2 separate regions of the Mus musculus genome follow, and region 1 is linked to region 2. A link is a contact called in ENCODE Hi-C or POLR2A ChIA-PET data. All regions are on one chromosome and are shown on one strand. The core of a region is the stretch at or near the end of the contact, and the rest is flanking DNA. Distances in the headings are between cores, read along the strand shown.

Region 1 (7,334 bases), core at 1,678-4,177, 33 kb before region 2:
ACACCTGCCCTTCACGTGCATCCCACCCCCCCACCCCCCCGCCCCAGCCTATGAGTCTCACTTCATATAGTGTAATGAATATACCTGGACTGATTTTTCCTAAAAACTCTTTATACTTAAAAATAGTATAAAAAATTTGAGATTAGACTGTAAGCAGATAACACAAAGTTCAAGAATTAGAGACAAAGAACTCACAAAACCTAAGTGGCTAAACTTAAGGGCTAAGTGAGCTCCTTAAGCCTGGAGCGATGTCTTGAATTCCTCAATGGGCCATTATGAAGATCTGATGAAAATCTTTGTTTAAAAGGTGGGTCACGCTTCTGGAATTCTGTCTTCCACTCCCCACCCCTACCCCATACCCAGGAAAGCTTGGAACTGATCGACACTTCCCCTATTACTGGCTCCCTGACCTAGATTGGATGCACCATGCCATCTGGCGCACTGAAACCTCCTTGGGAAGGACTGTGTGGCCTCTGCCTCTGCGAGGCACGCTAGAGACACTCTAACCATGAAAATAAAATGCTGAACCAATCAGGTTCAATTTAGAAATTGTGGCACGAATACCATCAGAATTTTTAGAAAAACATGAGTTTCTGTGTCCTGTGGCATAAGCTTAATCTCAATATTATCAAAATGTGCACAAACATTTTAAGACTATGGCTAAATGCACATATATTCATTTGCTAGGCATAGGGGAGAAAGCTTAATTCCATTAATAATGCATAATTTCATCAAAGAACTTGAAATTAATATTTAAGGAAACCTTTCATTCCAGCAAGCACTTCTTGCTTAAACCAAAACCCGAAGCCCACACATTCCTCCCTTCTTTGCTACAGTTCTGTTCCCATTTCTGACTTATACCAATAGGTGATACCTGGATTGAAAGTCACTTACATTATGTATGAGGAATAATTCTTATCAATTAGCCACATATTGCAAACAACGCACAGATGTGACAGATTACTTCATAGGTAGAGATGCTAAAACCTAGCTCTAGTGTAGGAATTTAAAATCAAAACAATACATATTTTAATATTAAAGTAATATCAAATGCCATGGGCCCCAAAACATTAATCTCTGCTACAGATCTTTAAAAAAATAATTGTGGAGCTCCATTCTGCTAAGTTAATGGTAGTTTTAATCCTAGCAGGAGGAAAAGTGAACCATTTATGGGAAATAGACATTGATTTCATGAGATACACACAGGAGTCCGCACGCACGCATGGAGTACTTTTTATTTGGGAAGAAGGTAGTCATCAAAGTCAGACTAGTATTTGAGGAACGGGGCACCTTTGGAGAGCCACTGAACAGGGAGGTGGGAAGGAAGCAAGAGCACAGATGGACTGGGAGGAGCGTTTGCGGCAGAACTCACCCTGGCTCGGGATAGACAGAGACCGCTTATTGAGCACGCACCTCAAGCCAAACCCTGTGCTCAGCACCTGACAGGGCTCCTGATGGCACCCTGCAGGGCACACCTGTCACATCTCCAAAAGACAAGTGTCACACCACTCAAAGACAAGTGCTCTGGATGATTATCGCCACCGAAAAGCTCACCCTGGAAGTGGTCCTTCTCATTAGCTCTGCTGGGCCCTTTACTGATATTCAAAGAATGTAGCTTTGCTCACCATTTAACCCCAGGGCCTTTCTGAGTGCTTTCATCTGCATAGGATTGTTTTATACGTGGTGACTTATAATACTAATAATTGCAACATGATTTACCAGGTAGCCAAACTATACTATGAGAAGTCAGATGCTATTATAAAAGATATATATAATATTAGTCAAAGAACTGTACAGTTTTTGAAAGCTGAATTTCCGTAGACCCGAAGGCAATGCTGAAAGTCTAACTGGTCCTGTTGATGTCTGGAGGCAAACTTCGCCCACTTCTCACTGGCAACAGCCTCTCGAGCATCAAGTAATGTTTTCAGAGAATCACTGTTTCAATAGCTTTGAAAAGGGACCCATTCCCTCTCGTGAGGGAGGTAACTGCTAATACAGTCCAGACTATTGGACAATACAGATATAGCTACATCTGTAGATCAGTAGGTTCAGTAAAGACCACAAAAAAATTAACCTTTGTTATTGTAACCAAAACAGTAACAGGTTGCATTCTAAAGAAATGTATAAACTGTTGTTAAAACTTCAGTGAAAATGAAAGAAGCCAAGATAGATCTTATTAGCTCTAAAAAAGGGTGTGGGGATGTAAAATTAGACAAAAGATTGCCTGACTAAGGCACAGTGGACAGGACAGGGAGGAGGTCACATAAGTGTGGACAAAACAACTGGATAAACACAGAAGAAAACTAGCCTTGACTTTCACCTCCACTCACAGGCAGAAATGAATTCCAAATGAATCAAAGGGGGAAATACGGAGCTCAAGTGAGTCTTCAAGGAAAACCCAAAGGAAAGTCTCTGAGACTCTGAGGCAGACCCAGGGCCCCAAAACCCTCTCATAGCCGTAGCTGTGAAGGCAGAGCTGACAAGCTAGACTTAACATTCATCTGAAACATCTCTGCTCATCAAAGCCGCACTGCTAGGGCAAAGAAAAGGCAAAGCAAGCTGAGGACACAGTGCATCTAACAGGAAACAGCGTTGATATCGAATGGGGAAGTCTTAGAAATAGCTAACGAAAATCAAAGAACTTATAAACACCATAGACGATTTTAAATACACACACACACACACACACACACACACACACACACGATATACTAAGGACCAACAAACACATCGAAAGCTATCCAACATCATGTGTCTTTGTGGAAAACAGTATTAAAGTCATCAACGAGAATGGCTAAAATAAAGTGCCAATACCCAGTGTGGGTGTAGGTGCGAGCAGCTGTGGAGCACACAGGCCGCTGATAGGAAAGCTGGATGGGACGGCTCTCCGGAGAGTCACTGGACAGCTTCCAGAAAAGGGGAAACACGCAGCTGGCCCCGTGCTCTGGCAGTTCTCCTCCCAAGTATTGCCCCAATAGAAAAGAAACATAGCCGTGAACTGAAATGCGCCTAACACCTCCATTCAGAAACTATCTTGGGTCAGGACATAGCTAAATGTCTCAACATATGAACGTCTTTGTTAACAGAACTATGTGTGAGCAACAAAAAGTAAAATAAAGTAACAGACTAAAGTAACAGACTAGTTTCCAATTTTCTTTTGTTTCTATGCCCGTCACAGGAAATCCATGAGAGACAAACCAACAAATACTGACAGAAATTAAAAGCTGTTGTCTATAGGGTAGAAGGATTTGGGGGAGAACTCATAGGAAATGACTCCCAGGAACATTCTCTTGAAGCAGAGATGGTCTATACTTAGTTTGGGGAGGTAGCTAACAAGGATGTACAAATGCCAGAATTCATCAGATTATATTTAACATCTGTGCATTTTTATATTTAAATTATATCTCAATAAAGATACGCTATGCGGTTCTTTTTTAGCATTCTGGGATAGCAGAAAGAACTAAGTACAACGTCTTCGGGTTACATAATTTCTTTTTGTGACCTTGGAAAGTTCCCCCAACTTCTCTGCTACTGGATTCAAGTGACAGCATTGTGGTGGCTAAGAACAGAAAACACGACAATGCACGGAATAGACTGCTAAGATATTTTCTCTATTATTATTAATTCATTACTAATCAAAGCTTTCTAAATAACTTGCCTAACACAATCACAGCTAAGAACACATAGGATTCTTCATCTAAAACTAATTTCCTGCCACAGTAAGTTACAACAAAAAGCCTCTTCTGACACTATACTTGTGATCATTAAAACAGTAATTATTGTAAAATTGCTTTTCAATGGACAATGGAACAATAAAGAATTTCATTTTGAAGCCACAATAACTTTAGATTATTTTTAAAAAGCAGAACTCTCAGCTAAGTCAGCATTGTCTCATCTTGTAGCAAGCACTTCAGATTCTTGGAATTTTTAACACTCAACTGAGCTGGCTCTAGGGCTTTTTCCTGATCTACTGCCCTGGAGAGCCAGTGATTGTTGTATAAACATGAGTTAAGCATATTGTGCCCTGCTTAAATGACTTCAATGCAGGATGCTCTTTTTTGGCTTTTTTCCGCTGACACAGGGTCTCACTATGTTCCAGGACCAGGCTGTTCTTGAACGCTCACTGTAGATGAAGCTGGCCTTGAACTCACAGGAAGATCTGCCTGCCTCTTCCTCCTTTGTGCTGGAATTAAAGGCATGTGCCATGATGCCTGGCTCTGAATACTGTTCTTTAGCTCCAGACTTCTTACCATGATCCCCTAGGCCCTGCTACTGTGGCACACGCACACACACACATACATATAGGCAACTTCAGTCGGTCTCTTCCAAGCAGACTGGTCGTGCCTGAGCTACACTGGCCCTTTCTTTTCTTTCAGACTGTAAATTCTGTCCTATTTCCCTTGAACTACACACTTCTCATGTTTCATGTGATTTTGCTTCTTCTTCCTCATTCTCATAGACAACTCAAATGTCATCCTCAGAGAGTCTTTTCTGATGATTCTATCTAACAGTAACTTTCCTATGACATTATCTGATAATAGATGCTTTGATGTCTTTTCTAGACTGAATGTTTTATGTTTCCTCAAAGTTCAAACGTTTAGATCCTAGTGCCCAGAGAGATGGGGAGAGCATGTTGATGAGGTCATAAGCACGTGACCTTCAAGAATGAGGTCACTGCTTTTAGAAAAGGGACCACAGAAAGCTCCTGTGCACTTTCTACCAAGGAAGAATATGAGACAGAAAGCTATCTGTAAACTAGAAAGTCGACTCATGAAACACCAAATCTACTGACATCTTGACCTTGAATTTCCTAATCTCCAAGGCTATGAGAGAGAAAGCTTATTGTTTATTAGACATCTTATGTGTGGTATTCAGTTCCAGTGGCCCAAAGGTACATGTTTTTAACAACTCTACACATGTTTGGTTTCTTTCTCCAGAAAGTTACAGCTTCATGGGTCACAACTTTTGTTCATCTATAGCATTCAACATTCCTTGAGGACAGCAAACATTCATATAAATGTTGTGTAATAAGCGCATATACTGTAAAAGAAAGGAAGGAAGGAACGCTAACTTTTTAGAATGTGATTTGGCAACTCTTTTTCTAGAATACTTGTGTAATTGCTCTGTTTATTTTTTGTTCATGGTAGGGAGGAGTTGGTAAGGAGGAGCTGTCTCTCCTGTTCGTGGTCATTTGATTTGGTAGGGACGGGCTGCTTCTAAAAGCTATGAGTAGTTTTCTAAGATGAAAACACCTTGCATGAATGACAGCAAGTCTTTTCTACATTTTAAAAATATTTCGCTGAGAAACTCGCAAATAGTATTAGCTATCTATCTCATATTTCAACTTTTCTGGGTAAAGTACCTTCTGCCAAAATGCAAACACCTATCGCAAGGGGGAACATGTTTCTTCTATAAGTTCATCAATACCCACAACTGTATTGTCATAGAGCCAGGCTTGTGACTTGGGACCTTCCCAATACTTTCTAATAGTCAGGAAATGTGGACGCTTTCTTATGATATCATCACGAGCCACTGTGAGAGGTGATGTTGCTTACATCGTGTTCCACACAAGAAAACCCTCTCCTTGTTCTTTGGTCCATCTCACCTACCTGACCCTTGCTCTACGCAGAGAACACTTGACAAAAATTTTCAACTTCTTTATCTTCATATCACTGGTACAGCCCTGTCTACCTTACTGTGTTTATACATTCCTTTCCTATCTTTCCTGATTCCTGTTAACACTTGATTGATAAAGACTTATAACCACAATAGAAAATCATTTATTAACAGTCATTGTGGTACCATATACTTAAAATACTTGAGTGTTAAAACCCATGCATCTGTCCCTCAGACTTTTTTAGGTCATCAATTTCAATACATTCACCAATTGACTTGATTCTTTTCAAGAAGTATAGACAAAAAGCCAAATAAATGACCAGCAGGTCCCACATCTTTGAATCGGCTCTCACTAAAGGAACACAGCCATGTCACAGAGCTAGAACAGGAAAATGTGACATAAAATAGAACTGAGAGGGTACAGAACCTTGGGAAGGTCTGAGACCACAGGCTACTTGGTCAAATTCTCTACGTATCAGCATTCCTGGGTCTAAATGGGGATTCAATAAATCGTCTCTAGTAATTTATCAGTCATCGTGAGGATATAAAATTAAAATTGTTTCTAGTTGCAAAAGGCTTTGGAATGCAATCTAAATGTCATTGCTGTTGCTGTTATTAATGTTTGTGGAGACTAAAAAAAAAATAACACCAATACATAATGCTCTTTTCCTAAGTGCTATGTAATATTATGTTCATTAATCAAGTTATCCCTAGCTTGCTATTTTCTAAGGATAGAAGCAAGCAGTGCTTCAAATCATGAAAATTATCTGAGTAAGGATTTCTGCTCCATCCTACAAGTTCTACCCCTTGTTTTAAGTCCACAGATTCCTGGGAAAATACTTAATGACTGACATGAGACTTGTGCCCCACTCCTTCCCTCTGACCCCTCTGGATGACAAGAAGTGGGTCATTCTACTTTCTAGTCTATAGTCTAGGCACCTAGGAGTAACAACATCTTTCTCCTTACGGTCAAAGCAATCCACTGCTGGGGGATTACACTGGTGTTTCCTGTGTTAAAGGTTAAATTATTTTGGATTCAATAAGACTTTTTAATGAATCTGCCTTAAATCACAAGTGTATTAATTCACAGAGGTGTCAGTTACAAGTAGTTCACAGAGTTTATTAGTATGAACTGAAGGCTGCCAGGAGTAATTAAATTGCAAAGGCCTTGCACAATTTGAGAGCTTGCTGACCCGAATAACTTTTGACTTTCCTAGTCTGTCCTGGTCGAGCTATCACATGATGTGAACTCACATAATGGGAATCAGGTAAGAGATATGATAACCATACTCACAGCAGAGATTTCAGTTCAAGCCTAATGTTTGTTCCACTAGACTTTCCATTTAAGATTGTAAATTTTTTTTGCATTCTATACTTTCTTAAATTATTTGAAGTTTGACTTTTCACACATTCAAACAAAAGAAGCTGAACTTTGAATTTTTTCTGCCCTTGGAGCTTAAGTTCATTCCATGTATTTGGAACTATAGGTATCTCTTCTGTGCTGTGCATCACGTAAAATACACACATCTACCTAGCATATATACATGGATATTAATAAAAGACAGGACTGGTTACCGCTTACAAGTGAGTTCAGACCAACAGTAAACATTCACACAAACATACAGCCTAAACGAACGAAGCGAAAGACTCCGTGTATGTTGTGACAAGTCACTGTGAGATGCTCCGAAGCAGAGCAGGAACCCTGCATGGGCAGAAAG
Region 2 (7,721 bases), core at 2,372-4,871:
AATACCTCCCCCCCAAAAAAAAAATGATAGCCCACCATTGCCAAAGGACATATCACACTGGAAGAAATAACATAATCACTAGAAGAAAGAAAAAAAACCCGACTCAATGTTTTCAGTCTTCTTCTTTCCCTTAAACTGGCACTTATACTTCTGCATCCCTCGTGATTCTAAAAAAATAAAAACTTCCAATAGAGTGGAGGCTCGAAAGGGAGAGGTAATTAGCATGGCATGTCCCTCATTAGTTTTCACACCAGGACACCATGGTGTTCCTGGTCAGTTTGCATTCTTTCTCAGAACAAGAGCAAATCAGATGACGGGAAGTATCGTGGAATTCCATCCGAGTGAATACATAGACTGAAACCTAAAGTATATCGTAAAAGGAGAATCCGAAAATCCATTTGTCAGAGCCGAGGACAAAGGCAACGAACGATACCCAGACGTCTTTAAGTGGCATGTCTTAAAAGATGTATTCAGTGAGGAAAACTAAGTCTAATGGAATTTCCTCTCATTACTTAAAATAAACCAGGTCACTGAGATGGGGCTGCATTATGGGATTCTGTTCTTTTTGATTCCAGCTTCATTTCATCACACCATGAATTCCCTTGGAAATCCGTAGGCACCTTAGTCACTGTAACTCCGGCATTTCAGTATATGGACTTTTGTTTGATTCTAATCACCATCATCACCATCACCATCATCACCATCATCACCATCATCATCATGTGGGCACACTGCTCCCAGTTGTTTTTGTTTTTTGTTTATTTTTTTTTAAACTTATGTCAAGAGCTCTCAGGATGAAGTATCTTTGTGGCTATAAGCTAAAGGTGTAAAATATATTGCATGATCTGATGGAAAGTTTCATGCAGAAAACCCAGAAAAGGCCTAGCCTACACATATCAAAGCCAAGCTAACTTCCTAGATTACAGTAAAAATCTCTTCCTACTTCCCCAAACCACTGAAGTTAAATATACCTCGCTGTATTAAGTTCAGCTGTAACTACAACTGTAACATACATTCAACTGAACCATGACCCATTTTTTTTTTTTGTCTCAGAAGTGAAAGGGGAATTATGACAGTTATGAGACTTGCATTTTTTCCATTTCAAGATCCTTCTGAACAGATTTCAGCAAGGCCCCTCATGACATTTATTTGCTTTGCAACATATTTATCTATACCATTGCTTAGGAGACAGCATTTTAATAACTCGCTGATAACAATTATATTTTTCACCTACTTTTCAAAGGAAACAAAGCAAGAGGCTTTTGGCAAGGAAAAATGGTAATATGTAATATGATACCTAAGTCCAAAATTCAATTATAACTACATGCTATAACTACTTAGAAGACACCAACCATTCACACAACAAATACAACATTAACATATATAAATAAATGTGGTTTAAAATACCCACCCCTAGCAGAAAGCTTTTTGGTGTTGATAATTTTGGCAGCATACTCTTGTCCAGTAGGGATTTTCATACATCTTCTCACCACTGAGAACGCCCCCCTGGAAACCAATAATTAGCAAGTCGTCAGTATAATCAGATCTAGTATCCACTTGCAAACTCACAAATCTGAGCGGTTTCATGAACCTTTAGTGGTCTGTCAAATAGCAACATAATAAAAGCATTATCTAGAAAATAAACAATTCTTTCCTGCCAGCCCAGATCTTTTTTAATGTTGTGGAATGAAAGTCGTTTTTAATTGACTGGAAACACGCAGATTATTAATCAACAAAATAGAAGGTAATGCCAATTATGACCACTCTTTTTTGCACATGAAATTTGAAAACAATTTGTAATTCACACTCACAAAACACCAAATGCTCATAGCAAACCCTGCAAAGGACCGAGCTGGGGAACAGAAGAAAAAAAAAAAAAAACTGTTTATTTCGGTAGGAAACATAATTAACGTGGTTCCAACTAAGTAAATATGGCGATTGTTTTCATTAAAACATAAATCTCGAGCTCACTGGTGTGCTTTAACAGGTTCTGGGGTAAGGTGATTTCTCTCTGCCTGGTTTGGGCTTGGGGGGAGGGGAGAGATTTAAATTAAGCTGCTCTTCCGACATACTCCATGTTTCAACAGCAGATCATCTATAAAGATATCATTTTCATTTGATTTAAAAGTGCTCACACTTCCTTTTATGCAACTGTAAGGAAACCTACAGCACACACACACACACACACACAAATGCATCCCTTCCCTGATAGTGGAAATTAGCGATAGGTTTGGGGTTTGATGCTCGGTAAACCAACACTCCCTCCTGACTGAGTCTCTAGTTGCCCCTGTGCAGATCTTCAGTAGGTACCCTGTCCCTCCTTAACATCTCAAGGAAGTCCTGCCACTTCAGTGGAGGAGGTCGTTTTACACAAGCTAGGCTACCCTGGGGAAACGCTCTCTCGGGCTCTAGGGCTTTCCTCTGCCTGGATAAATAAATCCTCTCAGAGACGATGTACACCTAAATCCTAGAATGATGGTGAGCGACTCATCTTAGTGCAAAGAAGGATAGCGGATACATGGCAGGGACGTGGGTTCTGTTGGGTGGCCCTTTTCCTGAACGGAACAACTACTTGGATGCCGAACCAGACTCTCCACCAAGCCAAGTTGAACTTTCGGCATCGATAAATATGGCACCATCTCAGAGAGCGAGTGTTCTCTCGTTAGCTCATCCGAACCTGGGTCAGATCGCAGATACAGCGCGGGCTGAGCAAGAGACATCTATTTACCAAAAATGTGATAAATGTTGCATTTTACATGCATCTCCTTTCCTCTCCGAACACACATACACACACATTCGCACTCGCGTGCGCGCACACTTCTCAGGATGACAGCTACAACTGCAGAGATCATAAATTCACTAAGTCCCCCGTGGAGAGGTGGAGGACCCGAGAAGATGGGCTGGGAATTCGGAGCACCCGCCACAGTAGGGCAAAGGTTTCCTTCCCTGTGTGCCCCACCCGCACCAAGCCAGGGTCCGTCTCCCCGCCTCGGCCCGCAGGCTCTCTATCCCCACGAGGGAGACGAGGGGTCGTGGGGAGGAGGAGATGCCAGGCAGGGACGCTTACTTTCCGAGCTCCTCAAAGAGCTGATACTCGTCGGTGAACCGGGTGCAGGTGGTGGTCGAAGCCATGGCGGGGTCTGGACAGTGCGACGGGCGACACGCGAACAGACCTGGCTTCCCGGGACTGGCGCCGCCGCGCTGTCACCCGGGGCCGCCCTCACTTTCCGTGTCCGAAAGTAGCTCGCCGGCGAGGGAGTGCGCGCAGGGGCGGGGCGCGCGGGGCGAGGTGGCCAGACCAGCCCGCTCCGCGATCCCTTGTCCTCTCCTCCTCCCGCCGCGGTGGCCGGGCCGAGGGCTCCCGAAGGGGCGGGGGAGAGGTGTCAGGAGGGGTTGCCGCGGTCACCGAGGCCGCACGGAGAGCTCAACGCAGCGCCCGGAGTGGCGGGCGGCAGCGGCCGAGTGAACACCCAGCCGGTCGTTCCAGCGGGCAGAGGAGGCGCTGGTGGCCCGCGCTCCCTCCTCTCCACGGGGCCGCAAGGCTGGGAACCCGCGGGGCGACAGAGTGCGCTCGCTCGGCTCGGGCGAAGCTGGCAGCCGCGGCTCCTCCCCGGCGCCTCCTCCCTCCTCTCCCCGCCCAGCGAAGCCCCCTCCTCGGCGGCCCCACACCTCCCTCTAGCGACTCCAGCCGCGTCCCTTCGGGCTGCTCTCCCGCAGCCGTCTAGGGAGACCGAAGGGAGATGCGCGGAGCAGCAGGGAGCGCGCTTAAGGGGACGGGACTGAGATGTCGCAGTGACCCACGAAGGGCGGAAAGATGAGAGACCACTCGAAGCTCCCACAACCCGGATGCCTCTACCCGGGCGGGATGGCCGCGAGGCCGGGGAAGCCGAGAGAGGGAAGCAACCCTTGCATCTGGGCGCGGTTCGCGTTTACTGCTCCCAGACCCGGGTCCAACGTCCCCCGGCTCGCAGCTACTGCCTGGGGCTGCCAGCCTTGGCCACCTCTGCTGCGCCCGGCTGTCCCTTAGCTAGGGGCAAAGATGGTCAGGGCACCACGTTTCGCTTCAGTTTTTACTGTCACGTCTTCGCCCTTCTCTCCCCTTTTCCCGACTAGGGCGATCCCCATAAGCATTTGCTTGATCATAAACTCTAACATAATGAAACCCAAAAGTGCACCACTCTGCCACACCTTCCTTCCTCTCCAGAGTAACTCCCCTGTAACCTCAGCAAGTTCTGATAGTAAGAAGGCTTCTCGCGAGATGTCCCACGCCAGTGGCGAGGGGGTGGGGCGGTAGGAAGGTTGGCTGTGGGTCACGCGACCCAGAGGGGGCTGACGTCATTAGCGTCACGTGAGCGTGCCTAGCCTGTTTCGCGTTGCCGAGGGAGAAGGGAGAGGGAGGGTGGGAGTTCTTTACCTGCATTCTCAAAGAGCAGGCCAAGTAGGGGCACAGGAGTGTACTCCCTCAGTGGCTATCTGGAAAACCATTTAAGAGTTCAAGAACGTGTGTACAGTTAAGCATATCTGACACTGTTGCTTAAAAATTAGCATGGAGAAAAAAAATTAGCATGTAAGATGGGTTAAGGTGTAAGTGGTGGCTAAGATCATTTCTGAGCCTTCTTTTCACTTCTGAGTCTTTAATAAACGAGGCAATTGCAGATTTAGAGGCCTACGGAAAATAGAGACGCATCATGAACTTTTAAAAAATTTTCTTCAGACTGTTGCTTTTTGTTCTACAGCAGGAAACCATAAAATCCTGCATTTCTATTGCTTATGTGCTCGTGCTTAGAATCACATCGTGCACTTAAAATTTCACAGTGGGAAGATGATAGATAACTTTCAGTTAGGGAGCCTGTACATGCTTTTAGGGCGGCTATAAGTTACTACTTTGCAGGTTCTTTTATTCCCTGTTCTAAAGAATGCTGAGTGGCCTTTGAACTGAAGTACTCAGACGGCCATATAATTTTTAAATGCTTTTTTTTGTTATAGATTTTGCAAATATTACTCATACTTCTAATAGCCCTCTCCCACTCAACACAAGAAAATACTTTTTGAATTTAGTCATCATTCAATGTCTGCATTGTTTTGCCCATGAAAATGTCATTTACTGGCCTGTTTTACTATAATTTTCCCTTCAATTTTACTTACATCATTTGATATTCTGCCCACGCACTAGATTCCTAGTGCTGATTTTTGACGTTGCCAAGCACGTGGGATCAGCACACGTCCCGCTTTGTCTTGTATTGTTCCTACCTGGGGGCCTCTGCTGTTCAGTTGTCATTGTGGGACACCCTTGGAAGCTTATTGAAGTTCCTCTGTGGTTTTTATATAGCTTTGATTCCTTTTTGTTTTTAAAAGCAAATTTTGTTTTTTATGTCCTTAAATTTGAACATTTTTATTTGATTGGAATAGTCTCAGTGTGTCTCTCTTAAATGGCATGGAACTCACTATGCAAACCAGGCTGAGCCTCAAACTGAGAGATCCACCTGCCTCTGCCTCCCCAGCCTGTGACTAAAGGTGTGAAATACCATGCCTGGCTAAATTTGAACATTTTTAATAACAAAACTGAAATGAGCTTGGATCTTAAATCCTGGCAATAAAAGATAAGGATTACTTGGTATAAATGTAGTGACAAAGAAAGGAAGATGAAACTAAAAAGTTAAAAGGAGAAATAGTAGTGTTTAAGTATTAATAACCAAGCCAAAAATTGAAAGGAAGATATAATTTGGCCTTAACTAAACATTTTTAATATGTAGCTTAAATATATGGCTCTCGGTTATAATGGCATAACTTAATATTCTTTTCCAAATCCAAAAGTGAAAACAAAAATAAAATTTTAAAAATGAGCATAATAAATTTTTTACAACTAGGAAGAAAATTGTTTCTTAAATACCAATGCAGTGAAGTCTACATAATTACAGTATTTAACTCAGTTGTTTAAAATAATGGTAACTGTAAATGGTTAGAATAATTTTAAGTATAATAAAAAAGTAACTGCTTTTGATGTATCATTATCAAGTTAGTATTTGTAGACAAGAACTTTGTACAAATAATGTTTAATCTACACATGCTCTGTTGTTTGATCTATATTGTATTCTCATTAAAATGTTTCTTTTATTTAAAGAATTCACAATTATTCCTAAAGTTAGGGCTTCCTTAAGATAATAATCAGATTGATTATTTTTGGTTGTGAGACTAGCCTTTAATGGTTGAACCATCTCTCCAGCCTTAATTATAATTCTCTTAGTTCTATTTCATTATTTTAGGAATACCTGCAAAATAGTTAAATTTTTTAAAAGGCATACTTGTAAACAGAGTGACTAGAATTTAGTGTCAAATGTATTTGCCTTTAGTCAAATGTCCTTATCTGACTATTGCAGTGAACCAAGAGGAATGAAAGAGTAATAAAGAAAGGAGACTCTTAATAGTTATTCAGGAAGGGCTGGAGAGATGGCTCAGCAGTTAAGAGCACTGACTGTTCTTCCAGAGGTCATGAGTTCAATTCCCAGCAACCACATGGTAGCTCACAACCATCTGTAATGGGATCTGATGCCTTCTTCTGGTGTGTCTGAGGACAGCTACAGCATACTCACATAAATAACAAATAAATAAATCTTTTGGAAAAAAAAAAGAATTATTCATGGAACTTGCTTAAAATGGTAAGACAGATTTTATTCTAACTGGACCATGGTGACAGGAACAGTTGTAACTTCATCTTCTCAACTCCGACTCAAAAGAGGACAAGCAAAGATTGACAACAAAGGAACGTATGGGGGGACAGGGGGTGTAGCACGGACTGAACAGTTTCTTCCTCTTGTCCCGTTTTGCTACTTGGAACTAAGAGTTTCAGAACTTTAGTATTCTCACTCAGAATGGACACGAGTCTAACATACATGGTATACTAAGCCTTAACCGTGACTTTCCTTCAGACAAACCTTCCAGGAAACACAGCACTGACCTCCAAGGGTAGAAGAGTTCACTCTGGAGCCAAATATGAGTGGCCATTGCCCGGGAACACTGGTTATCTTAATTCCCATGTCCCAATGTAGTTAACAGTTTTGTGAAGTTGTGTGTTAACTGAACAAAGTAAATCGTAAATCGAGGCACTTTCCAAAAACATTGGTGGAAACATCGTGCGGGAAGATAACTGAAGAGCCAAGGAACCTCAGCTCTAGGCCTCGGATGTTATCTGATATCATTCTTAGCCTGTTGATTGACAGAAACTAAGGGTCTGCTTGTACTTTCCCAAAGAGTCATCTAATAGTCACAGAGCTATTAGGTCACACACAGAGGAGGGTGATAAACAGCTATGGAGGGCCAAGATAGAGCAAGATAATTTGTAGTTAGGACCTTGATGTTCACCATTCCAATGTTTTCAAAATCACCAAAGCTCTAATCAGAGCCTTCCAGGCTAGCAAGAGTGTGATAACATACTCGGTCTGTCTTTCTCAATACATTGTATGAATTTAAAGTTCCATCCATTTTTCCTGGGTTTTGTTTTCTTCTTTTTAAGTATTTTTATTTTTAAGAATTTTCCACATTGTATTTTGATCATGTTTACCCTTTAGCAGTTCTTCTCGGATCCATCTCCCATTCCATACCCTGTAACTGTATGTCCTTACTCTTTTAAAGGCCTATCAAGTTCAGTTAGTGTTGCCTGTCTACTATTGAATGTGTGGCCATCCACTGGAGCATGGATCATACATACCCTAATGGAAAATAAA

Evidence for each region. A loop is a pair of places that touch in the nucleus more often than their neighbours do. ChIA-PET counts read pairs that join two places held with the same protein, here RNA polymerase II (POLR2A).
Region 1: a loop to region 2 is called in a map of heart, with 2.0 times the contacts of the local background. The contact joins the enhancer-like site here to the promoter of Camk2d in region 2. A Hi-C loop is called at or near these places in 2 of 37 maps with a recorded cell type or tissue (both heart). POLR2A ChIA-PET finds 5 or more read pairs at or near these places in 1 of 5 experiments (Patski).

What each region holds. Positions count from the first base shown.
Region 1 is chr3:126,625,869-126,633,202 of GRCm38, reverse strand. All of the region lies in intron 2 of Camk2d (calcium/calmodulin-dependent protein kinase II, delta), which reads right to left. Among named protein-coding and RNA genes, the nearest start is that of Camk2d, 33 kb to the right of the region's middle. Within about 2 kb of position 2,927, at least 1 of the 3 ENCODE cell types and tissues checked has a DNase peak (open chromatin) inside an H3K27ac peak, as active enhancers do; it is heart, where a contact is called at or near this core.
Region 2 is chr3:126,592,851-126,600,571 of GRCm38, reverse strand. Camk2d (calcium/calmodulin-dependent protein kinase II, delta) reads right to left here and starts at 3,621. Exons shown (of 21, transcript NM_001346635.1): 1 at 3,068-3,621; 2 at 1,412-1,506. The coding sequence starts at 3,132.